Regions from separate parts of the Homo sapiens genome. Here regions 1 and 2 are each linked to region 3. Evidence: chromatin loops called from intact Hi-C (ENCODE). Cell type or tissue: lower leg skin. All regions are shown on one strand. Region 1 overlaps STYXL1 (serine/threonine/tyrosine interacting like 1). Region 2 has its middle 66 kb from the start of SRRM3. Region 3 has its middle 12 kb from the start of RHBDD2.

Region 1 (8,000 bases), 150 kb after region 3:
TATTTATTTATTTATTTATTTAATTTTTTTTTAGATGGAGTCTCGCTCTTGTCGCCCAGGCTGGAGTGCAATGGCACGATCTCGGCGCACTGCAACCTCCACCTCCCTGGGTTCAATCAATTCTCCTGCCTCAGCCTCTCGAGTAGCTAGGATTACAGGCATGCACCACCATGCCCAGCTAATTTTTGTATTTTTAGTAGAGACGGGGTTTCACTATGTTAGCCAGGCTGGTCTCAAACTGCTGACCTCAAGTGATCCACCCGCCTTGGCCCCCCAAAGTGCTAGGATTACAGGCATGAGCCACCGTGCCCGGCCCCAGATTGGATTTTTTAAATGTGGTTAACATATACCACAGAATACTACACAGCTATAAAAAAAGAACAAAATCATGTCCTCTGCAGCACCATGGATGGAGCTGGAGGCCATCATCCTAAACGAACTAACACAGATATAGAAAACCAGATACCACATGTTCTCATTTATAAGTGCAAGCTAAACATCAGAAGCATATAGAAATAAAGATGCGGAACAACACACCCTGAAGAATACGAGGAGGACAGAGAGAGAGGGACAGGGGTTGAAAAACTACCTACTGGGGCCAGGCGCGATGGCTCACACCTGTAATCCCAATACTTTGGGAGGCCAAGGCGGGTGCATCATCTGAGGCCAGGAGTTTGAGACCAGCCTGGCCAAGATGGCGAAACCCTGTCTGTACTGAAAATACAAAAAAATAGCCGGGTGGGGTGGTGCGCACCTGTATTCCCAGCTACTTGGGAAGCTGAGGGGAAGCAGAGACTGCAGTGAGCCAAGATCACACCATTGCACTCCAACCTGGGCAACAAGAGCAAAACTCCATCTCAAAAAAAAAAAAAAAGGCAAGACAGAAGAAAAAAGAAAAACTACCTACTACCTATTGGGTTCTATGCTCACTACCTGGGTGATGGGTTCAATATACAATTCAGTGACTTTTAGTATATTCAGAGTTATGCAACCATCCCCCACAATCAATTTTAGAATGTTTTCTTCTATTTTTAGTATTTATTTGAGACAGAGTCTCACTATGTTGCCCAGACTGGTCTCGACTCCTGGGCTCAAGCAATCCTCCCACCTCAGCCCCTCAAAGTGCTGGGACTACAGGTGTGAGCGACAGTGCCCGGCCTAATTTTAGAACATTTTCATCACCCCTACAAGGGACCCTGTACCACTAATCAGCCACACCCGTTTTTCCCCAAACTCCCAGCTCCACTTAACCACTCATTTCTATGGATTTGCCTATTCTGGACTTTTCATATAAATGGAATAATATGTGATGTTTTGCATCTAACTTCTATCACTTACCATGATCTCTTTAGTGTTCATCTACATTATAGCACATGTCAGTACTTTTATTTTTTTTTTTTTGAGACCGAGTTTCACTCTGTTGTCCAGGCTAGAGTACAATAGCACAAACTCGGCTCACTGCAACCTCTGCCTCCCAGGTTCAAGTGATTCTCCTACCTCAGCCTCCCTAGTAGCTGGGATTACAGGCACATGCCACCACGCCCAGCTAATTTTTGTATTTTTAATAGAGATGGGGTTTCACCACATTGGCCAGGCTGGTCTTGAACTCCTGACCTCAGGTGATCCTCCCGCCTTGGCCTTCCAAAGTGCTGGGATTACAGGCATTATTAGCCACAGCGCCCAGCCCCATTCCTTTTTATGGCTGAGTAATATTCCATTGTGTGGACAGACCACATTCTGTTCTACCTGTTTAGCTGCTGATAGACACTTAGGTTGTTCGTGCTTTTTGGCTATTATGAATAACACTGCTATGAACATTCATGTAAAAGCTTTGGTGTGGATGTGTTTTCATTACTTTGGGGTCTATATCTTAACCTTCTAAAGAAACACCACACTGTTTTCCAGTGACTGCACCATTTTACTTTCTGGTTCGCAGTGTATGAGGCTTCCAATTTCTCCATGTTCTCACCAACACTTATTATCATCTGTCTCTTTGATTATTACCATCCCAGTGGGCGTGAATAATATCTCAATGTGGTTTTGACATCAATTTAATCTTAAACACCTTCATTGATCTGCAGAATCACAATCAGACTGCATGTAAATTAGATATATGTGACAGGAAGTTTGCATAATTAAGGCTAAGCCAAGACATCCTTAAACCAAGATATCCTGAGGCCAGGTTCTGGCCCAGAAAGAGAAATAGTGTGTGGCAGACTTCAGAGAGCCAGATAAAAGGAGAAAGAAAACAGCATGAACTCTAACTGTTTTTTTCTTTTTTTTTTTTTTTTAAATACGTTTTTTTTAGAGACAGGGTCTTACGCTGTCAGCCAGGCTAGAATACAGTGGTACAGTCATAGCTCACTGCAGCCTTGACCACCTGGGCTCAAGTGATCCTCCTGCCTCAGCCTCCTGAGTAGCTGGTGCTACAGGCATGCACCACCATGCCTGGCTAAATTTTTTTTTTTGTATTTTTGGTAGAGACGGGGCCTTGCTATGTTGCCCAGGGTGGTCTCAAACTCCTGGCTTCAAGCAACCCTCCTGCCTCAGCCTCACAAAGTGCTGGGATTACGAGTGTGAGGCACCGTGCCTGGCTAACTCTGCTTCCATATTGAATTTTTGTTCAGGGAGACAAAGACACTTCCAGAAGGGGCTGTGGAGGATATAAGTGGCTGGGACCTATCTGAGAGATGGCATTGACAGGAAGAATCTGGAATCTGCAGCCAGGCTGAGAGAGAATCTGCAGCTCTCAAGACAGGAGCCAAAGCTCACCCCACAGGGCCTGGCTCAGAAGTCAGAGTTCAGGCCAGGCATGGTGGCTCATGCCTGTAATCCATGCACTTTGAGAGGCCAATGCAAGAGAATTGCTTGAAGCCAAGAGTTCGAGACCAGCCTGGGCAACAAAGCGAGACCCTGACTCAAAAAAAAAAAAAAAAAAAGAAAGAAGGGGGTGTTGAGAGAAGCCTTGAGATGGTCTTGTACCCCCAAAGACTTTTCATTGACCTGAAAGATGCCATTTGAAACAAGAAAAGTTGCCTTGAATGCACAAGTTGTGTGGTTGTGGTTTCCTGTGAATGGGGGCCCCATAGCAAAGTAAGGTCAGTTATAGAATGTAAAGGGGATTATCCATGTTGAGTACCATCTCCTAGGGTTTCAAGGCCTAGCCTACAGTCCTAGGATTGCAGACCAGAGCCCAACAGGATGAGCTTAGGGAAGAAGGGACAATTTCCTGGCCAAGGACCTCCTGGGACAAAAGTCCAGACAGCTGGTTTTATGAAAGGTGGGAGCATAGCGCCACCCCGTGGCAGTTGGTGTGAGTGCCCCCAGCTTCTGGAACGGCACCCACAGGTGCAGTTCTGATTCCTAGAAGCAGAGCTCCCAGTGCCAATGGCAAAGGGTGGTCAGCCCAAAACCAGGGGCTAATGAAGAACACAGCAGAGCCTCAGAGGTTCGATGGAGCACATTGGAACTGACCACGCTTTAATGTTCTGACTTGGGGCTGCATGCTCTCGTGCCACTACCCAATCCCTGGGGGACAGGACAGAGCCAAAAAGGCCTGGGTTTGAATCCTGGCCCCACCACTTATAGGTGTGGTGGTTTAAAAATATGTCCACAACACTTTTAAAAGCTTAAGTCTCAGGCAACACAGCAAGACCCAGTCTTTACAAAAAGTAAATAAATGAGCTGGGTACCTTATCTTGCCATATCACCCAGGCTGGTCTTGAACTCCTGGGCTCAAGTGATCCTCCTGCCTCAGCCTCCCCAAGTGCTGGGACTACAGGTATGAGTCACTGGGCCTGGCTTCCTCACAGCTCTTGATGTTAGTTAGCGTCCTTGTAAGCTGTTCTGCAGATCCAAGTAAAGCCCTTGGTTCCTGGTGCATGGCACACATGGAACTGTCCCCATAAACTTTGTGAAATCAGCAAAGAAGGGAGGGGAACAAATGAAAATAAAGCAAGCTTGCAGCACATTCAGCATTCATCACTAAGTCACCTTGCTTGCTCTCCAACCTGCTTGCTCACAGCTGTTTGATGTGTATTGTCCTAGAATCACATAAGACCCTGTTACAAGAATTTTTTTTTTTTTTTGAGAAGGAGTCTCGCTCTGTCGCCCAGGCTGGAGTGCAGTGGCGTGATCTCCGCTCACTGCAAGCTCTGCCTCCTGGGTTCACGCCATTCTCCTGCCTCAGCCTCCCAAGTAGCTAGCAGGGACTACAGGCGCCTGCCACCATGCCCGGCTAATTTTTTGTGTATTTAGTAGAGACGGAGTTTCACCGTGTTAGCCAAGATGGTCTCAATCTCCTGACCTTGTGATCCGCCCGCCTCGGCCTCCCAAAGTGCTGGGATTACAGGCATGAGCCACCGCGCCCGGCCAAGAATATAGTTCCCCTTAACTGCTCTGTAGGTGACAACTTGAACATCATGGAACACTGTTTTCCCTTTGAGATATTCTTTCAGGTCCCGCGTACTGATGAAACCACTGACATCAGCTGGTCTGACGGGCCCCACAGGAGCTGACTCACCAAAGAACGCAGTTTCCACGTCCTGATTATTTCATCCCCCTTTCCTCAACCAATCAATGACCCCAACTTTCCAGTCCCTCACCCTCCCCAATCCCCTTAAAAACCCCATTCCAAACTCCTTGGGGAAATGTATTTGAGGGCCTCCTCCCATCTCCTTGCTCGGTATCCAGTGATCATGAAGCTCTTTTTCTGACGCAAACCCTGCTGTCTCAGTGTCATTGGCCTGTTCCCGTGCCATGGGCATATGAACCTGTTGGTCCTATAACAAATTTGTTCAATAGCCGTTAACTATTATTCTTGCTGCTGTTGCATAAAACCCACCTTTGCCATCACCATCAGAGTCTGAATCATCATCATCATCTTTTAAGAGTATCTCCAGGGTGCTGCTGTTGTTATCATACACCACGCAGTACTTCACACACTCCAGGTCCACAGACTCCGGGAGAAGATATTCATTATTTTTCTTAAAAAAAAAAACACACACACACAAGAGAGGCCTGTTGGTGGGCAGGTTCGGTTGAGCAGAGACTCCCTGCATAGCAGCACTGGGAGGAGCTAAGACCGCACTCTCTCCCCTGACTATACACACAGGCCCAGAAGCACTGAGACAGTGGATGGAGAGTCTGTTAAATCCCAAGGATCCTCCACAACTGTGTTCCCTTCTGAGAAAAGCTGACCACAGCTGACTGGACCAGAGAGAAGTGCCTGACCAAAGAACAGCTGGTCTGCTGACTGATCCACAGCCTATTAGGTACCCTGGTGTCAGAGAAACCATGGTCAATTGAATTAGTGATATCCTTTCTCATGGGGAGAGTGTTTGGCAGTGGAGATTGAATCCAGAAATACCAGACTGGATGCAGTGGTTTGCACCTGTAATCCCAGCACTTCAGGAGGCCAAGGCAGGAGGATTGCTTGAGGCCAGGAGTTCCAGACCAGCCTGGACAACAGCAAGATCCCCGACTCTATGAAAAAAAAAAAAATACAAAAATGCCAGGCATAGTGGCATGCGCCTGTAGTCCCTACTACTCAGGAGGCTGAAGTGGACGGATCACTTGAGCCCAGGAGGCGGAGGCTGCAGTGAGCTGCGATTGTGTCACTGCACTCCAGTCTGGGTGACAGAGCAAGACCCTGTCCCAAAACAACAACAACAAGACAAAAAACACCCCAAAAAAGGACAGTAAGTAGACAGTGTGTAGAAGCAGAAGTCATGAGTGAGCAGAAGGAATGAGATAGACTAGAAGATCAAATGTGGCTGGCCATGGTGGCTCATGCCTATAATCCCAGCTACCTGGGAGGCTGAGGTGGGAGGATCGCTTGAGCCCTGGAGTTCAAAGCTGCAGTGAGCTATGATTGCACCACTGCACTCCAGCCTGGGTAACAGAGTGAGACTATGTCCCAAAAAAACAAAAATAAAACAAAAACAAAACAAAACAAACAAACAAACAAAAAACCTCATGGATCATAAGATGTACTAACAATTTAACCAGGAGTGTGCACAAAAGAGGGACTTACTGGCAGGTAACACTCCAGGGTAAGGCAAAGATGCAGCCGGTTTCCAAACCTAAAGCAGCTGGCTTTAGGACCCAGAGACCCTAAAGCCCAGACTTCCTTCGGGCTCTCTTCCTCTCTGCTTCCCACTCCACCCCTCCACACTGACTTCCCCTTCTCAGACAGCTTCCTCCAGAGGCTTAAGTCACGAACCCCAGCAATGCTCAGACTCCCATCTTCCCAATTCCACCACCAGGCTGGACAGAGACACCTTTCTTCTAATTCCAATTCTGATTGGCTCAGCTTTCATCCCAGACCCAGGACCAATCACTGTGGCCAGCGTTCTGGATATTATTTTATTTTAGAGACAGGGTCTCACTCTGTTGCCCAGGCTGGACTGCAGTGGTGCAGTCACCGCTCACTGCAGCCTTGAATTCCTGGGCTCAAATGATCTTCGCACTTCAGCCTCCTGAGTAGCTGGGACCACGGGCATGCACCACCATACTTGGCTAATTTATATATTTATATCTATATATATAGATATATTTGTAGAGACAAAAAAAGCCGGGTGTGGGAGGGTGCACATGTAGTCCCAGCTACTCGGGAGTCTGAGGTGAGAGGATCACTTGAGTCTGGGAGGTGGAGGCTGCAGTGAGCTATGATTGCATCACTGCGCTCCAGCCTGGGTGACAGCAAGACTTGTCTCAAACCAACAAGGCCGGGCGCGGAGGCTCATGTCTGTAATCCCAGCACTTTGGGAGGCCAAGGTGGGCGGATCACCTGAGGTCAGTTCGAGATCAGCCTGGCCAACATGGTGAAACCTCATCTCTACTAAAAATACAAAAATTAGCCAGGTGTGGTGGCACACGCCTATAGTACCAGCTACCAAAGAGGCTGAGGCAGGAGAATGGCTTGAACCCGGGAGGCAGAGGTTGCAGTGAGCCGAGATCGCGTCACTGCACTCAAGCCTGGGCAACAGAGTGAAACTGTCTCAAAACAACAAGAACACCACCACCACTTAAAAAGAAGGCAGTAAACAGATGCCTTCTCAGGTCCCACTGTGTTGTCCAGGCTCGTCTCAAACTCTTGAGCTCAAGCAAACTCCCCACCTCGGCCTCCCAAAGTGTTGGGATTACAGACTTAAGCCACCGTGCCTGGCCAGAATATTACTTTAGAGAGCACCACTAGAAACCCATGGTTTGAGCAGAGAGAGGAGACGTTCCCCTCAAAAAGGGGGAGGTGTTGGGCAGAAAAACAACCGATATTCACCACACCCACTTTTAGGGAAAAAGACACTACCATATTAAAAGTACAAATCAGGCCAGGCCTGGTGGCTCATGCCTGTCATCCCAGCACTATGGGAGGCTGAGGAGGGAGGACTGCTTGAGCCCAGGCGTTCAAGACCAGCCTGGGTAACATAGCGAGACCCCATCTCTACAAAAAATACAAGTTAGCTGGGTGTGGTGGTGCACACCTATGGTCCCAGCTACTGGGAAGGGTAAGGTGGGAGGACTGCTTGATCCTGGGAGTTTAAGGCTGCAGTGAGCTGTGATGGTGCCATTGCACTCCAGCCTAAGCGAGAGAGTGAGACCCTGTCTCAAAACAAAACAACAAAACAAAAAAAACAAAACAAAAAAAAGCCATACAAATTGGCCAGGTGCGGTGGCTCACACTTGTAATCCCAGCACTTTGGGAGGCCAAGGCAGGCGGATCACAAGGTCAGGAGTTTGAGACCAGCCTGACCAATATGGTGAAACTCCATCTCTACTAAAAATGCAAAAATTAGCCAGGTGTGGTGGTATGCGCCTGTAGTCCCAGCTACTTGGGAGACTGAGGCAGAAGAATTGCCTGAACCTGGGAAGCGGAGGTTGCAGTGAGCCAAGATCGTACCACTGCACTCCAGCCTGGGCGACAGAGTGAGACTCTGTCTCAAAAAAAAAAAAAAAAAAAAATTCAACAGTACGACATATTCTGTTTTCAAAAAAAAGTT
Region 2 (8,000 bases), 270 kb after region 3:
CAAGGACTATGTATACAAGTCAACAGATTTCTACTACTGTGTTTTATCACTGAGCTACATGCCACGCTGAATATATTAAAAGAACAAGGGAAATAATGCTTGATGAGTGCCATTTGCAAGCCCTGCACTGGGTACATCATATTTATTAGCTCATTTAATCTTCACCGGGAAATATGCCTATCTCCATTCTTCCACTCCAAGGAGCTTATTGTCTAAATTTGAGAACTAACACAACCCAAAGAATATAATCAGAAGTTAAGACATACACAAAATGAAGAAACTATTGAAAGCTGTTCATTAAAGGTTGACTGAGAAGAAGAGGAGAAAACATCCTTTTCCTTAATTTTAAACTGACTTGCTGATAGGTCAAAGCAGAAATTTAAAAAAATGTATCTGGACGGTGACAGAAGTATGTATCCAGTCACGTCACTGTTCAACTACCCCTAGTTAAGTCCTTTTACCGCTCCGCCAGCTCCCAGTCCTCCTGAATCTCCTTCTGCCTGGCTTTGTGGTACTCTTCCCTCCAGCACTTGGAGCAGAAACCCTGCCAGGCAGGGTTGCCGTAGTAACCACATCCTTCCTTGCACAGGAGGTCTGACTGATGCACATGAATTCCTCAGTGTTCAGACTTAAGGCTCATCTTCTTCCTGCTAACCAATGAACAAATAACAAAGTTCTGTTGAAAAGGAATTATCATTCTACCAACTAAAATCTTACCAATTATGAACAAAAAGTGAGTGATTCCATTATCTTCAAGCTGTAAGAGAGGGAAGAAGGGAATGAAAGAGGGAGGGAATGAGGGAGGGAAAGAGGGGAGGAAGGAAGAAGGAAAAAAGAAAAGTTAACTATGGTAAATTCCTGAAACAGTCATATTAAAGACTTATTCCCTGCCGAAAATACACAGAACCCATTAAGAAAGGGCTAACATTGGATTAAATACCTAAACGTAAAGGCTGGAAACTACAAAACTTAGGGGAAAAGCTTCCCAACACTGGATTTTGCAATGACTTCTAGGATATGACACCAAAAGCACAGGCAACAAAAGTGAAATCAGACAAATACATTAATTACATCAAGATTTAAAACGTCTGCACAACACAGGAACCAACTGACAGAGTAAAAAGGAACAACACACAGAATGAGAGAACATATCTGCAAACCACATATCTAATAAAGGGTTAATATCCAGAATATAAAGGAACTCCTACAAGTCAATAACAAAAAAATAATAATAATAATCCGGTTAACAAATGGGAAAGGACTTCAATAGACAATTCTCCAAAGATATACCAACAGCCGACAAACATGTGAAAAAATGCTCAACATCACTAATCATCACAGAAATGCAAATCAAAACCACAATGAGATATCACTTCATACCCATTAGGACGGCTACTGTAAATAAAAAAAAACAAACCCAGTATGGGCACAGTGGCTCATGCCACTTTGGGAGGCCAAGGTGGGAGGATCACTTGAGGTTAGGAGTTCAGGACCAGCCTGGGCAACACAGCAAGACCCCATCTCTACAAAAAAATACAAAAACTAGCGAGGTGTGATGGTGTATGCCTGTAGTCCCAGCTACTCGGGAGGCTGAGACAGGAGGATCGCCTCTCTAGGAGGTGCAGGCTGCAGTGAGCTATGATCACACCACTGCACTCCAGCCTGGGTGACAGAGCGAGGCCTTGTCCAGAAAGAAGAGAAGAGAAAAAAATTGAAATAATACCATAATTTCCAAAGTCAATTTTCTTTTCTACTGTATAATATTTAAAGTCATTTGTTCATAGTCTCACAGCTGCATGGTAAATCGCTACGCAACAATTTCCTTTCAAACTGAAACCACATGGTCCTCATTCTTCTCCACAATAACAAACTGCCAAACAAGCACAGTAAAAAAGCAGCACTCTACAGCATTCATTCAAGGGACTCACATGTGCAGATAAAATTAGGCCCTATATCTTGGAGGTCTCATTAATTTAACTCAAACATTTACTAAGTGCCAACTGTGTGCAGAGAACTGAGCTAGATGGCACTGGTGATGCAACTGATAGAACACGTCTTTGCCCTCATGAAGCTCATAACCAAAAGTACACGCAGACTGAAAAACACGGAAAAAGAGAAAGTGTTAGGAAACTGTTGGGGAGTAACGCACATACAAATTCTGACCTAGGGAGTACAGAGAGACCACTTGGGGATGCTGGTGATAGACCTTAAAGAGCCTTGTGTTGAAAGGGTCTTGGAAAGATGACAGAAAGAGGAAGGATATTCTGGACAGGAAGAATGCCTTTCACAAAAAGCTCAGAAGCAGGAAGGCAAATGTAAAATATGAATGATGTAGTATAGACAGAAGATAAACTAAAGAAGTTAGGTGGGAAGTCAAATCATGATGGATTTTTAAAACTCGAAGCTACTGAGTCCAGATGGAAAGTCACCAGCTATCAAACCTGACAGTATGCAATGTGCACTACTTTTGAGGATTCTGAAAAGCAAAATGGAGAAGTGGGGAAGACCAGAATTGAAAGTATCACCCAGCCGTCTAACAGATTACCACTTTCTCCCATCCAATACCACCAGCCAACCTGGAAATGGGCCCCACAGCACAGAGAAAGCTCCTCTAGTTCGGGCTCCAGGCATGTGAAAAGAAACTCTTAACAGCCAGAGAGAATATGGGGATCCCCCACTTACCATCTCCCCCTTCTCTTGAGCCACAGTGCCCAGCAGTCGTGTGCTTTGTCTGCAGCTATGGCTGAAATGAGAGTGCCGGAGCCAAACTCTGAGTCAGGAGAACTATGGATTTTTCCCAATCTCTATCCTTGGTCTCAAATGTGCAGGCAGTGGTGGAAGGACATGGCAGAGTGGAGTAACTAAATCCACAGTTTTCTGGACAAAAGAAAGAAAATATGAGCCCTTTGGGAACAAAAAGTGTGGGAAAAATTGCTGAGGAGAACTCAAGAAAGCAATTTCTAGGCTTACCCCTAGGCTGCATATGCATGGATCTGATGCTATTCAGTACCAAAGGTTTCCAAATTGGAACTAACGGAGAGACCACTATGCAGGTCTCATCAGATCAGCACATACACAAAACAGATGGAAACAGCACTACAAAACTCCCAACAATGGACTGACATTAAAGCCACAGCCCACAGAACCTGTATACCAAACTTGGCAACACAACAAAACACTTTTGCTCTGGGAATAACTGTTTAGAAAATGAAAAGACGGCCGGGCGCGGTGGCTCACGCCTGTAATCCCAGCACTTTGGGAGGCTGAGGCGGGTGGATCAAGAGGTCAGGAGATCAAGACCATCCTGGCTAACACGGTGAAACCCCGTCTCTACTAAAAAAACAAAAAATTAGCCGGGCATTGTGGTGGGCGCCTGTAGTCCCAGCTACTCGAGAGGCTGAGGCAGGAGAATGGCATAAACCCAGGAGGCAGAGCTTGCAGTGAGCCGAGATAAGTTGCACTCCAGCCTGGATGACAGAGTGAGACTCTGCCTCAAAAAAAAAAAAAAAAAGAAAAGAAAAGACAAGCTACAGAATGAGAGAAAATAATGGCAAATCACCTATTTGGCAAAGAACTTACGTACCCAGAATGTATAAAGAACTCTCAAAACTCAGCTGTCAGAAAACAAACCACCCAATTTAAAAATGAGCAAAAAATCTCAACAGACACTTTACCAAAGAAGTTATACACACCGGTGTCCCACATTTCCATGAGAGTCCTTTGCTACATACTGTCCAGTCAAAGATGTTTGTATATTGAACATCCTTACAAGAGAAAGATGATAGCTCCTTCCACAGCAGAAGACAATTTATTAACTGTCCAGTACAGTAAATATAATGTCTCCCTTCATATCAAAGGTTTGAAACATTTGTTTGCCACCCCTTATGAGAGCTGAGTTCCCTGAGCTTGGATTTCCTACTTGTGTCATTGCCCACAGGGAACTTACAGGGCAAAGGTAGTCCACGTGGACATGAGGCTGGTTCTGCTGATGTCCTGTGACCTGTGTCCTCCCCTTTTGCCTCCAACCCAGGAGTTTCATGTCTTGGGCCAATATCCATGAAACCATGGAGACTAACTTGCTACGTTTAAGTAGGGAGAACTCAAAATTCAGGTCCCTTGCAGTTACTGACATGGTGGCAAATAAGCATATGAATAGTTGTTCAACATTGTTCAATCATTAAAGAAATGCAAATTAAAACCACCATGAAATATCACTCAAATCTATTAGACTGGCTAAAATAGAAAATACTGACACAGACTGGGAAACATGGCAAAACCCTGTTTCTACCAAAAAAAAATACAAAAAAATTAGGGAGGGATGGTGGTGCATGGTTGTGGTCCCAGCTACTCAGTAGGCTGACGTGGGAGCATCACTTGAGCCTGGGAGGTGGAAGCTGCAGCAAGCCAAGATCACACCACTGCCCTCCAGTATGGGTGACAGAGTGAGACCCCACCTCAGAAAAAAAATAAATACTGACAATACTAAGTGGTAGCAGGGATGCAGAGCAACTAAAACCCTCATACCTTCCTAGTGGAATGCAAAATAGTACAGACACTAGAGAAAACAGGTTTCATAAAACTGTATACATACGATGACCATCCAACCATGCAATCCCTCTCCTGGGTATTTCCTCTAGAGAAATAAAAACTGCTATTTACTCAAAATTCTGTACATAAATAGTTATAGTAGCAATATTTGTGATGACAAAAAAATGACAACTAAAATATCCTTCAATGGGTGAATGAATAAACAAACTATGGTGCATCCATACAACAGAATGCTACTCAGGAGAACAAGAACAACAGGTATCAGTACACCCAACAACTTCGATGAATCTCACAGGCTTTATGCTGATAGATGCCAGCATCTTAGTTCCTTCTGGCTGCAGTAACAAAATACCATAAACTGGGTAGGTGATAAAAAAAACAGAAATTTATTTCTCACAGTTCAGGAAGCTGGCAAGTTCAAGATCAAGAAGTCAACAGATGTTGGTGTCTGGTGGTTCATTGAAGGTACCTTCTCCCTGTGTCCTCACATGGCTAGGCTCTCTGCGGTCTCTTCTAAGTGCACTAATCCCAATCATGAGGGCTCCACTTTCATGAACTAATCACCTCCCACAGGCTCCACCTCCTAGTAGCATCAACTTTTGGATTAGAATTTCAACATATGAATTTGGAGGACACACAAAGATTCAGACCATAGCAGCCAATCTTAAAAGTTTACATACTGTACGATTCCATTTAGGAACTAGGGGTAGGAAAGGATGTGACTATAAAGGATTAGCACAAGAAAGTTTTTTGGGGTGATGAAACTGTTCTGTATTCTGATTGTGGAAGTGTTTACATAAATCTAATAAAATTTAAAAATTCGCAGAACATTATGCTCCTCCCAAATCAATTTTACTCTATGATAAAAAAAAAAAAAAAACCTCGGCTGGCACGGTGGCTCACACCTATAATCCCAGCACTTTGGGAGGCCGAGGCAGGTGGATCACCTGAGGGCAGGAGTTTGAGACCAGCCTGGCCAACATGGCAAAACCCCATCTCTACTAAACATACAAAAATCAGCTGGGCATGGTGGCAGACGTCTGTAATCCCAGCTACTCGGGAGGCTGAGACACGAGAATCGCATGAACCTGGGAGATGGAGGTTGCAGTGAGCCAAGATCACGCCACTGCACTCCAGCCTGGGCAACAGAGGGAGACGCAGTCTCAAAAAAAAACAAAAACAAACAAACAAAAAACTTGAGAGGCAATTTCTAGGTTGGATTAGGGAGAAGTACAGAACAGGAGACAACGGATACTGACCAAGAGACAACTACAATTAGAGGACTTGAGGTAACACAGTGGGTAGCCAGGTGTGGTGGCGCTTGCCTGTAATCCCAGGTACTCAGGAGGCTGAGGCACGAGAATCGCTTGGACCTGGGAGGCAGAGGCAGAGGCAGAGGCTGCAGTAAGCCAAGGTCGCACCACTGCACTCCAGCCTGGGCAACAGAGTGAAACCCTGTCTCAAAAATAAATAAATAAGTAAGAGGTAACACACTGGGAAGGGAAAGACGACGGGTGGTGGTAATCTACCTTAGAGGACAGATCTGTAAGAGTTATTTAATGAGACTTGGCAGGGAGAGGGAAATCTAATTAGAAAGAACTCTCAAGTTTACTGTTTACTTCCTCTACAAGGTTAAAGCTTCCCAAGGTCAGGATTTAGATCTAAGACACCAGCCATTTATAAATAGTAGATGAGGCTTAGGTAGAAAGAAAGAAAATAAGAAATAGAAAAAAAAAAGAAAGAAAAATAGTCCTAAAATGTTAAGCTGCAGAAACTTTAAAGACCATCTACTATGTCCTATTGTAAGAGATGAAGATACTAATATTAAGAAATCATAACTTATTCCATCAAAAAGATATTAAGTGGCAGAGACATCACTAAGCTTCTTTTTTTTTTTTGGAACACAGGGTGTGTCATTCAAGCTGGAGTGCAGTGGCATGATCACAGCTCACTGCAGCCTTCACTTCCTGAGCTCAAGCAATACTCCCACCACTCAGCCACCATGCCTGGCTAATTGTTGTATTTTTTTGTAGAGGCGGTGTTTTGCCATGTTATCCAGGCTGGTCTTGAACTCCTAGGCTCAAGTAAGCCTACACTTAGTATACCAAGTCCTGGGTTTCAAATTATTTTGAAAGTCTGAGCTAATCTTCTCGCCATGATCATCCTGATGACCCTTTTCTTCCCTTCCAAGAGAAATGGGCAAAAGGAAATACCTATTTTTTCCACAGATCAATTAAGTTTTTTAAAATTTTGTACTGTAAGTATGACAGTACTAGTTGATGTTACTAAAATGAACATAGTTTGGGGAGTCTGCCTAGCACATGTGCAAATACCTCCTGTGTATCAGGAAACCGTCCTCTGAATCCACAAAGATAAGCTAGCAGAAGCTATGTTTGTATAAGGTGAATGGTCCCCCAATTCAGGGTCACAGCTGATTGCCCCAAACTGTGTTAGAGTCTTTTGCTTGAGTTTTGGAAATGGGACTAAGTCGGGGCTGTTCTCTTAAATGATGGAGCTGTGTGACATGACCATCTTCCATCAATTGGTCCGAGTATCAGGACAGTCTACAGAGTGAAATAGACATACGCCAAGAAGCAGAGAAAAGTAGAAGGTCCTGTACGTCCCGAGTGATTTCAATCTCCCAGTTCCAATCGCTGGCTAAGGTTTAGCTGCACGCCCACCCTCAGATTCTGAGTCATACCCCCTGGTCCCGTAACTGCTTTTTTCTTTTTTTATCAAGCTAGTTCCAGTACAGCCTATTATCTATGCCAAAAGACTTGTACAGATGCTCTTTAAGAGCTAGAAAAAAAATAAAGGAGTACTCTGTGGATTACTTGGCACACATTAAAAGCTCAGTATGTATTAGACAGAAACAATAGCAATAGCTCTGAGTCTAAGACTGATTTGGTGTAGACCATGAAATCACAGAGATCAGTCAAATCTGCACTCAAACCCCAGCTCTGCCACATACTAGAAATGTGACTTTAGGCAACTATGTAATATTTCTGAAACTCCCTTTCCTATCTCCCTCTCCAGCCTCTCTGCTCCTATCATTCTCTATCTTTTCACCAAACTAAGCCTCATAGGACCTGTGCACCCATGACCTTCACTCTCTGGTGCTACAACTGTGATTATGTCACCTTACACTGCAAAAAAGACTTGGCAGATATAATTAAGTTGACTAATAATGGAAATAAGGAGATTATCCTAGATTATCTAGATGGGCCCAAGAAAAGCACATGAACCCTAAAACGCAGAAGAGAACAAGGACCCAAAATGGCCAAAACAGTCTTCAAAAGAATGTAAGAAAACTTACATTTCCTGATTTCAAGTTACTACAAGGCCATAGCAATTACTACAGTGTGGTACTGGCACAAGGACAGTCATAGAAATCAACAGAATAGAACTGAGTTCCAGAAATAAACCCACACATCTTCGGTCAACTGATTTTC
Region 3 (8,000 bases):
AAAGCCAATGTGTTTTCTTCTAAGAGTCTTATAAGTTTTACCTCTTATATTTAGGTCTTTGACTCATTTGGAGTTAATTTCTGTATATGGTGTGAGGGAAGGGTCAAATGGCATTTTTTTTTTTTTTTTTTTGCATATGGATATCCCACTTTTCTCAGCACCGTTTGTTGAAAATGTTGCCTTTTCCCCATTGAATGGTCTAGGTCCTCATGTCAAAAAGCAATTGACTTTAAATATGAGGGTTTATTTCTGTGTTCTTTCTTCTATTCCATTGGTCCACATTTCTGTCCTTGCACCAGTTCTGCACCATTTTGTCACCTTGAATCACTTTGAATAGACTCACTGCTCTTTATTTTTTTTTTTTTAGACAGAGTCTCGCCCTGTCACCCAGGCTGGAGTGCATTGGCACTATCTCAGCTCACTGTAACCTCTGACTCCCAGGTTCAAGCCATTCTGCTGCCTCAGCCTCCCAAGTAGCTGGGATCCAGGTGCATACCACCTCACCCAGCTAATTTTTGTATTTTTAATAGTAACGGGGTTTCACCATGTTGGCCAGGCTGGTCTCGAACTCCTGGCCTCTCGTGATCCGCCTGCCTCGGCCTCCCAAAGTGCTGGGATTACAGGTGTGAGCCACCACACTTGGCCTAAATAGATTAATTCTCAATTATCCTGCTTCTCTGCCCCCATGCCTTCCCTGCCCTCTCAGCTTCCCTCAATCTGTCCTCTCCAAAATGCAATGGTACCTTTCCTACCCCTACTCCAATGCCAATCTTCTTCTCCCTCTAGCTTCCCCCAAACTCAAGGGCACGACTATTCATGTAGGAGTGCTCCTTGATTTCTTTCTTTTTTTTTTTTTTTTTTGAGACAGTGTCTTACTCTGTCACCCAGGCTGGAGTGCAGTGGCACAATCAGGGCTCACTGCAGCCTCGACCTCCCGAGCTCAAGCAATCCTCCCACCTCACTCTCCCAAGTAGCTGGGACTACAGGTTCATGCCACAATGCCCTGCTAATTTTTGTACTTTTTGTAGAGATGAGGTCTTCTATGTTTCCCAGGCTGGTCTCAAACTCCTGAGCTCAAGTGATCCACCCACTTCGGCCTCCCAAAGTGCTGGGATTACAGGCATGAGCCATCGCACTCGGCCTGATTTCTCTCTTTCTCTTACCCCCATACCCACTCCATCAGCCACCTCATAGGCTCCACTTCCAGGTATATTTGAAATCCACCTGCTTCTCCCCTCCTCAGCTGCTACTCCCCTCATTCAACCATGGTCATCTCTTTCCAGGATTCCTGCACCACCTACAGAAAATGGTGAGATGAGCCAGACAGGTAGCTCATGCCTGTAATCCCAGCACTTTAGGAGGCTGAGGTGGGTGGATCACTGGAGGTCAGGAGTTCGAGACCAGCCTGGCCAACATGGTGAAACCCTGTCTCTATTAAAAATACAAAAAACTCGCCGGGCATGCTGGTGGGCACCTGTAGTCCCAGCTACTGGGAGGCTGAGGCAGGAGAATTGTTTGAACCTGGGAGGCAGAGGATGCAGTGAGCCAAGATCACACCACTGCACTCCAGCCAGGGTGACAGAGCAAGACTCTAGTTTCAAAAAAAAAAAAAGGGAAGAAAAAAAATGGTGAAATGAACCATTTTCACTCTTGCCTCCTTCCACACAACAGCCAGAGTAATCTTTTTTGTTTCTTTTTAAATTAATTAATTTTTTTTTTGAGTCAAGGTCCTACTGTGTCTCACTCAGGCTAGAGGGCAGTGGCATGATCATAGCTCACCGTAGCCTTGACCTCCTTGGCTCAAGCGATCCTCCTGCCTCAGCCCCCTAAGTAGTTGGGACTACAGGCACACATCACCATGCATGGCTAACATAAAAAATATTTTTGTAAAGACAGTATCTCACTATGTTGCCAAGGCTGGTCTTGTACTCCTGGACTCAAGAGATCCTCCTGCATCAGCCTCCCAAAGCAATGTGATTACAGGCATGAACCACTGTGCCTGGCCTGTTTCAAAATATATATATATTTGAGACAGGGTCTCTCTCTGTCACCCAGGCTGGAGTGTAGTGTTGTGAACATAGCTCACTGTAGCCTCGAACTCCCAGGCTCAAGTGATCCTCCCACCTCAGCTTCCCAAAGTGCTGGGATTACAGACATGAGCCACTGTGCCTAGCCTCTCCTATACCTTTTAAAGCCTTTTGTTATTTGTGTAACATACTATAATCACTGTTAGGAACCTTGCCTCTCTCAATAAAATATTTTAGGTAGCATTCTGTATGGATACTAGCTTCCTTAGTTTGGGGTTTTTTTTTTTTTTTGGTTTTATGACTGCAGAGGATTACTTCAAAAGGACACACCATAATTTATTGGCCAGGCATGGTGGCTCATGCCTGTAATCCCAGCACTTTGGGAGGCTGAGGTGGGTGGATTACCTGAGGTCAGGAGTTTGAGACCAGCCTGGCCAACGTGGTGAAACCCCGTCTCTACTAAATACAAAAAATTAGCAGGTCATGGTGGCACACACCTGTAATCCCAGCTATTTGGGAGGCTGAGGCAGGAGAATCGCTTGAATCTGGGAGGCGGAGGTTGCAGTGAGCTGAGATCCCACCACAGCAATATGTCTCAAAAAAAAAAAAAAAAAGGACGCGCCATAATTTATTAATCATTCCCACATTGATCGACATCTGGGTCATCTCTAATCATTTATTCTGGCAGTCAATGCTGCAATGAATAACTTCTTAAACCACTTTGCACTTAAGCAAGGATATCTACAAGTTAGAATCCTAGAAGTGAAATTGATCAAATATATGTACATTTGTCATTTTGATAGATATTGTCAGATTCCCTTCTATAGAAATTGCACCCAGCTGGGTGCGGTGGCTCATGACTGTAATCCCAGCCTTTTGGGAGGCCAAGGCAGGTGGATCACCTGAGGTCAGGAGTTCGAGACTAACCTGACCAATATGGTAAAAGCTCGTCTCCACTAAAAATACAAATATTACCCAGGTGTGGTTGTGGGTGCCTGTGGTCCCAGCTACTTGGGCGGCTGAGACAGGAGAATTGCTTGAACCCAGGAGGCAGAGGTTGCAGTGAGCCGAGATCGCGCCACTGCACTCCAGCCTGGGTGACAGAGGGAGACTCCATCTCAAAAAACAAACAAACAAAAATTAGCCAGCCGTGCTGGCGTGCACCTATAATCCTAGCTACTCAGGAGGCTGAGGCAGGAGAATCACTTGAACCTGGGAGATGGAAGCTGCAGTGAGCCGAGATTGCACCACTGCACTCCAGCCTGGGTGACAGAGCGAGAGTCGGTCTCAAAAAAAAAAAAAAAAATTGCACCCATTTTCGATCTCATCAGCAATGTTTTTGAGTGCTTGTTTCCCATTCCTTCGAAAATATAAATGGGTCATTAGTCATTACCCTCCCAGCTTAACCTCTCTAAGCAACTTCCCACTGTCCTTGGAAACAGCATCTACTTTCCTCGCCATGGCCTCCAAGGGCTTGCCTACACTATTTGACTCCTGCCTGTCTCGCTTCCCATGCCCTGCTGAAGGCAAGTGTTGGACACATCTAAGGGATGCCAGCCAGCAGGGTTGGGAGGGAGTTGGCATTTCTTCCCAAGGGGATGTGTGCTTGGGCAGTGGACCTGCAGACTGTGCCCATCCTATGAATGTGGGGAAAGAGAGCATGGCACATGAATGCTAGGGAAGGCAGGCTGCAGTTTCATAACTTTGGGGGATTGCCCGAAGGTACGATGGACCTGGGGAAATTGGGGCATTGGGGTGCCTGTTTAAAGCCATCGTCTGTAAGTGAGCCATGTCACAGGCCAGCCAGCAGAGGACAGTATTCTGCTTTGGGATGAGGCCATTTCTCCATCAGACCAGAGGAAGCCAAACCCAGCTGTCCATCTACCACGGGGCAGTGAGGACCCGGCGTGGGGGCTGCAGAGCAGTTAAATGAGCCGGAGTCCGCAGCTGGCAACCAACCCCTGCGTTCTACCGATGACAGCCTCCTGTTGAACAAGGAGCCGCACTGCTCCCTGGGGCACGGGCCTGAGAAGCTGGGACCACCCGGGGTTGGGGGCTGGAGGGACCTGATGTCCTGCTCCCCTGGGATGCCCAGGTGGTGGATGAGGTCCAGGTCCCACCCAACCCTCAACCATTCCATCCCTGCAGTCATTCCGTGCCTTCCCAAGGTGTCTGCAGATGTGCAGTGGAGGTTGGGGGTCAATCCAGGAACCACCCGAGAACTGGCTAAGTGGGATGCCTGGCACTGGTCCCAGAGCTGTCTCAGCTGTGCAAAGTGAGATATCACCTTCTAAACCCTACGATGCACCTGTAAAGGGAAAATGTGAAATCTCAGAACCCCCGAAACTTATGCCACAGGGAAAGCTAAGCTTAAAGGCTGAGTCACGCAACACACTCTCTCTCTGTCTGTCTGTCTATCTGTCTGTCTGTCTCTCTCTCTCTCTCTCTCTCTCTGTGTGTGTGTGTATGTTAGACAGGGTCTTGCTCTGTCACCCAGGCTGGAGTGCAGTGACGCAATCATGGCTCACTGTTGCAGCCTGGACCTCCTGGGCTCAAACAATCCTCCCTCCTCAACCTCCCAAAGTGCTGGGATTACAGGCATGAGCCACTGCACCCAGCCGGGAAGAAGTATTGATACAAGCAACAACATGATGAATGTCAGATCATCTGGCTGAGTGAACGAAACTAGGCCAAAACCACAAGTGCATATTATACGATTCCATTCATATAACATTTTAGAAAATCTAAACGAATCTACAGTGACACAAAGCAGCCATTGGTTGCCTGGGGATAAAGAAGGCAGGGATTATAGAGTAGAAGGGATTATAGAGGGGTGAGATATAATTTTTGGGGGTGGTGGGTATGTCATTATCTAAATTGTGGTGATAGTTTCATGGGTGTGTGTATATATATATGTATGTATATGTATATATATGTGTATATATGTATGTATATGTATATATGTGTATATATATGTGTGTATATATATATGTCAAAATGTATCAAAATCTATACTGTAATTATATGTAGTTTATTGTAAGTAAATCAAACCTTTTTGGTTTTTTCAAGATGGAGTTTCATTCTGTTGCCCAGGCTGGAGTGCAGTGGCACAATCTTGGCTCACTGCAACCTCCACCTTCTGGGTTCAAGCGATTCTCTTGCCTCAGCCTCCCGAGTAGCTGGGACCACAGGTGCCTGCCACCACACCTGGCTAATTTTTGTATTTTTAGTAGAGACGAGGTTTTGGCATGTTGACCAGGCTGGTCTTGAATTCCTGACCTCAAGCAGTCCTCCTGCCTTGGCCTCCCAAAGCGCTGGGATTACAGGAGTGAGCCACCACACCCGGCCTCAGTAAATAAAATTTTAATAAAACTTTTTTTTTTAATGCCAATATAGTCATGTCTGTAATCCCAGTGCTTTGGAAGGCCAAGGCAGGAGGATTGCTTGAGGCCAGGAGTTCGAGACCAGCCTGGGCAATATAGCTAGAACTTCTGTTTACCAAAAAAATGCTGATGTGTCAAAAATAAATATTTTTCATCACTGGCTCAAATTTTAATATCTTCCTTTGCCATGTATACTGCATGAGGTGGGGAATGGGGGAATGGAATAATTTGGGAAAGTAAAGATGATCAAGGCTCAGTGTTAATTCTACAATATATTGCTTTCATTGCCTTAACCATGCATGCTTATTACAGCAAAGTCAGAACAAGGTTGAGACGGGGTCTCGCCGTGTCGCCCAGGCTGGAGTGCAATGGCGTGATCTCGGCTCACTGCAGCCTCTGCCTCCCAGGTTCAAGCAATTCTCCTACCTCAGCCTCCTGAGTAGCTGGGATTACAGGCGCGTGCTACCACGTCCGCCTAACTTTTTGTATCTTTAGTAGAGACGGGGTTTCACCATGTTGGCCAGGCTGGTCTCGAAGTCCTGACCTCGTGATCCACCTGCCTCGGCCTCCCGAAATGCTGGGATGACAGGCGTGAGCCACAATGCCCAGCCTATAACATTTTTATAAATGTTTTTGAGTGAATGGAGAAATTAATTACTCTGTTCTGTGATGCTTGGTGTTTGTCAGCTTTAAATCCCCCATAGCACTCAGATCTTAGAGACAGAACTTTGGTCTTTATGGGTGAATTACAACCAATTCCATTTACATTACTTTCATTTCTCTATATGCTAAAGTTACCTTTTTTTTTTTCTTCAGTCTATTGCCCAAGCTGGAGTGAGGTGGTGCGATATCAGCTCATTGCAGCCTCCAACTTTTGGGCTCAAGCAATCCTCCCACCAGCCTCCCGAGTAGCCAGGACTACAGGCATGCGCTACCATGCCAGGCTTATTTTTAAAATTTTTTGTAGAGATGGAGTCTCACTATGTTGCCCAGATTGGTCTCAAACGCTTGGCCTCAAGCGATCCTGCCTCAGCCTCCTAAAGCACTGGGATTACAGACGTGAGCTACTTATTGATAAATTTCTGGATTATAGAAGGTCATATAGGTTTAAATTGATAAATTGAAACCAGCAGATTTCTGGCATTTAGAATGCTTCCTCAACACCTTTCCAAGAAGGCTGGCTGTGGCCAGGCATGGTGACTCAAACCTATAATCCCAACACTTTGGGAGGCCAAGGCGGGTGGATCACCTGAGGTCAGGAGTTTGAGATCAGCCTGACCAACATGGTGAAACCCTGTCTCTACTAAAAATACAAAAACATTAGCCAGGCGTGGTGACGGGTGCCTATAATCCCAGCTACTCAGGAGGCTGAGGCAGAAGCATCGCTTGAACCTTGTAGGTGGAGGGTACAGTGAGCCAAGATCACGCCACTGCACTCCAGCCGGGGGGATAAAGTAAGACTCCATCTCAAAAATAAAAATAAAAATAAAATAAATAGAAACCAGCACATTTCTAGTATTTAGAATGTTTCCTCAACATCTTTCCAAGAAGGCTGGCTGCCTTGCAGGAATTTCAGCACACGTGCCCACAAATACAGGACCAATGCCTTTGCCGCCTGGGTTATACTCTACACTTGAGCTGCTCTTGTTTTTATATTATAGACTGCTGTTCATTTAGCTTCGTCATGATTGATTCGTTTGTGGTGGGTTGCTTGTCCTGCTGTAGAATGTGTAGTAAGATCTATTTGCTTCAAAAGTGGTTTGGAGCCAGGTACGGTGACTCACACCTATAACCACAACACTTTGGGAGGCTGAGGCAAGAGGATGGCTTGAGCCCAGGAGTCTGAGACCAGATTGGCGAAACCCCATCTCTACAAAAAAAAAAAATTAAAAAAATTAGCTGTGCATGGTGACATGTGCTTGTAGTACCAGCCACTTGGGAGGCCGAGGCAAGAGGAACACTTGAGCCCAGGAGGTGGAGGTTGCAGTGAGCTATGATCATGCCACTGCACTCCAGCCTGGGCAACAGAGTAAGACCCTGTTTCAAAACAAAAAAATAGTTTTAGTCTATAACATTCCAGGAAGTAAACTTGAAGCCATGTCACAATTCAAATATGAACTGCCTATACTCCTATGGATCACTTGAGGTCAGGAGTTCAAGACGAGCCTGGCCAACATGGCAAAACCCCGTCTCTACTAAAAATACAAAAATTAGCCGGTGTCGTGGCATTCACCTGTAATTCCAGCTACTCAGGAGGCTGAGGCAGGAGAATCTCTTGAACCCGGGAGGCGGAGGTTACAGTGAGCCTAGATCGCACCACTGCACTCCAGCCTGGGGGACAGAGAGAGACTCTCTCGATTAAAAAAAAAAAAAAGATATATCACAGCCCCACCCTCCCACCCACAGTTTTTCCCTTGTGCAGTGACTCAATTGCAAATGCCAAGTTCCTCCTCTTCCTCCCCAAGTTACAAAGTGAAAACATATAGCGTAGGCAGGTTGCGGGGGGCCTATCAATCCACAAAGTTTAGGAGCCCCTGGTGTAGCAAGAAGAACCACGAACCTACCGTCAGGTGAGCTGATGTGGATTCTG

The links. Hi-C counts contacts between places; a loop is a spot of excess contacts. Peaks named below come from ENCODE experiments on the same cell type or tissue, not always from the same donor. Only the 100,000 strongest peaks of a DNase experiment are listed, where the experiment ranks them.
Region 1: it touches region 3 in a loop (7-fold over the local background); 101 of 110 quality-filtered maps call a loop at or near these places.
Region 2: it touches region 3 in a loop (6-fold over the local background); 17 of 110 quality-filtered maps call a loop at or near these places.

Annotation. Positions count from the first base shown.
Region 1 is chr7:76,017,008-76,025,007 of GRCh38, forward strand. STYXL1 (serine/threonine/tyrosine interacting like 1) reads right to left here. Exons shown (of 9, transcript NM_001317785.2): 4 at 4,844-4,985. Among named protein-coding and RNA genes, the nearest start is that of TMEM120A, 26 kb to the left of the region's middle. RefSeq lists an enhancer at 2,188-2,689. In lower leg skin, a CTCF peak has its summit at 3,264 (motif pointing left); a DNase peak (open chromatin) is centred at 3,294.
Region 2 is chr7:76,131,527-76,139,526 of GRCh38, forward strand. No RefSeq gene overlaps it. Among named protein-coding and RNA genes, the nearest start is that of SRRM3, 66 kb to the right of the region's middle. In lower leg skin, no CTCF peak of the experiment used is centred here; no DNase peak of the experiment used is centred here.
Region 3 is chr7:75,862,810-75,870,809 of GRCh38, forward strand. No RefSeq gene overlaps it. Among named protein-coding and RNA genes, the nearest start is that of RHBDD2, 12 kb to the right of the region's middle. RefSeq lists an enhancer at 3,722-4,016. In lower leg skin, no CTCF peak of the experiment used is centred here; a DNase peak (open chromatin) is centred at 3,985.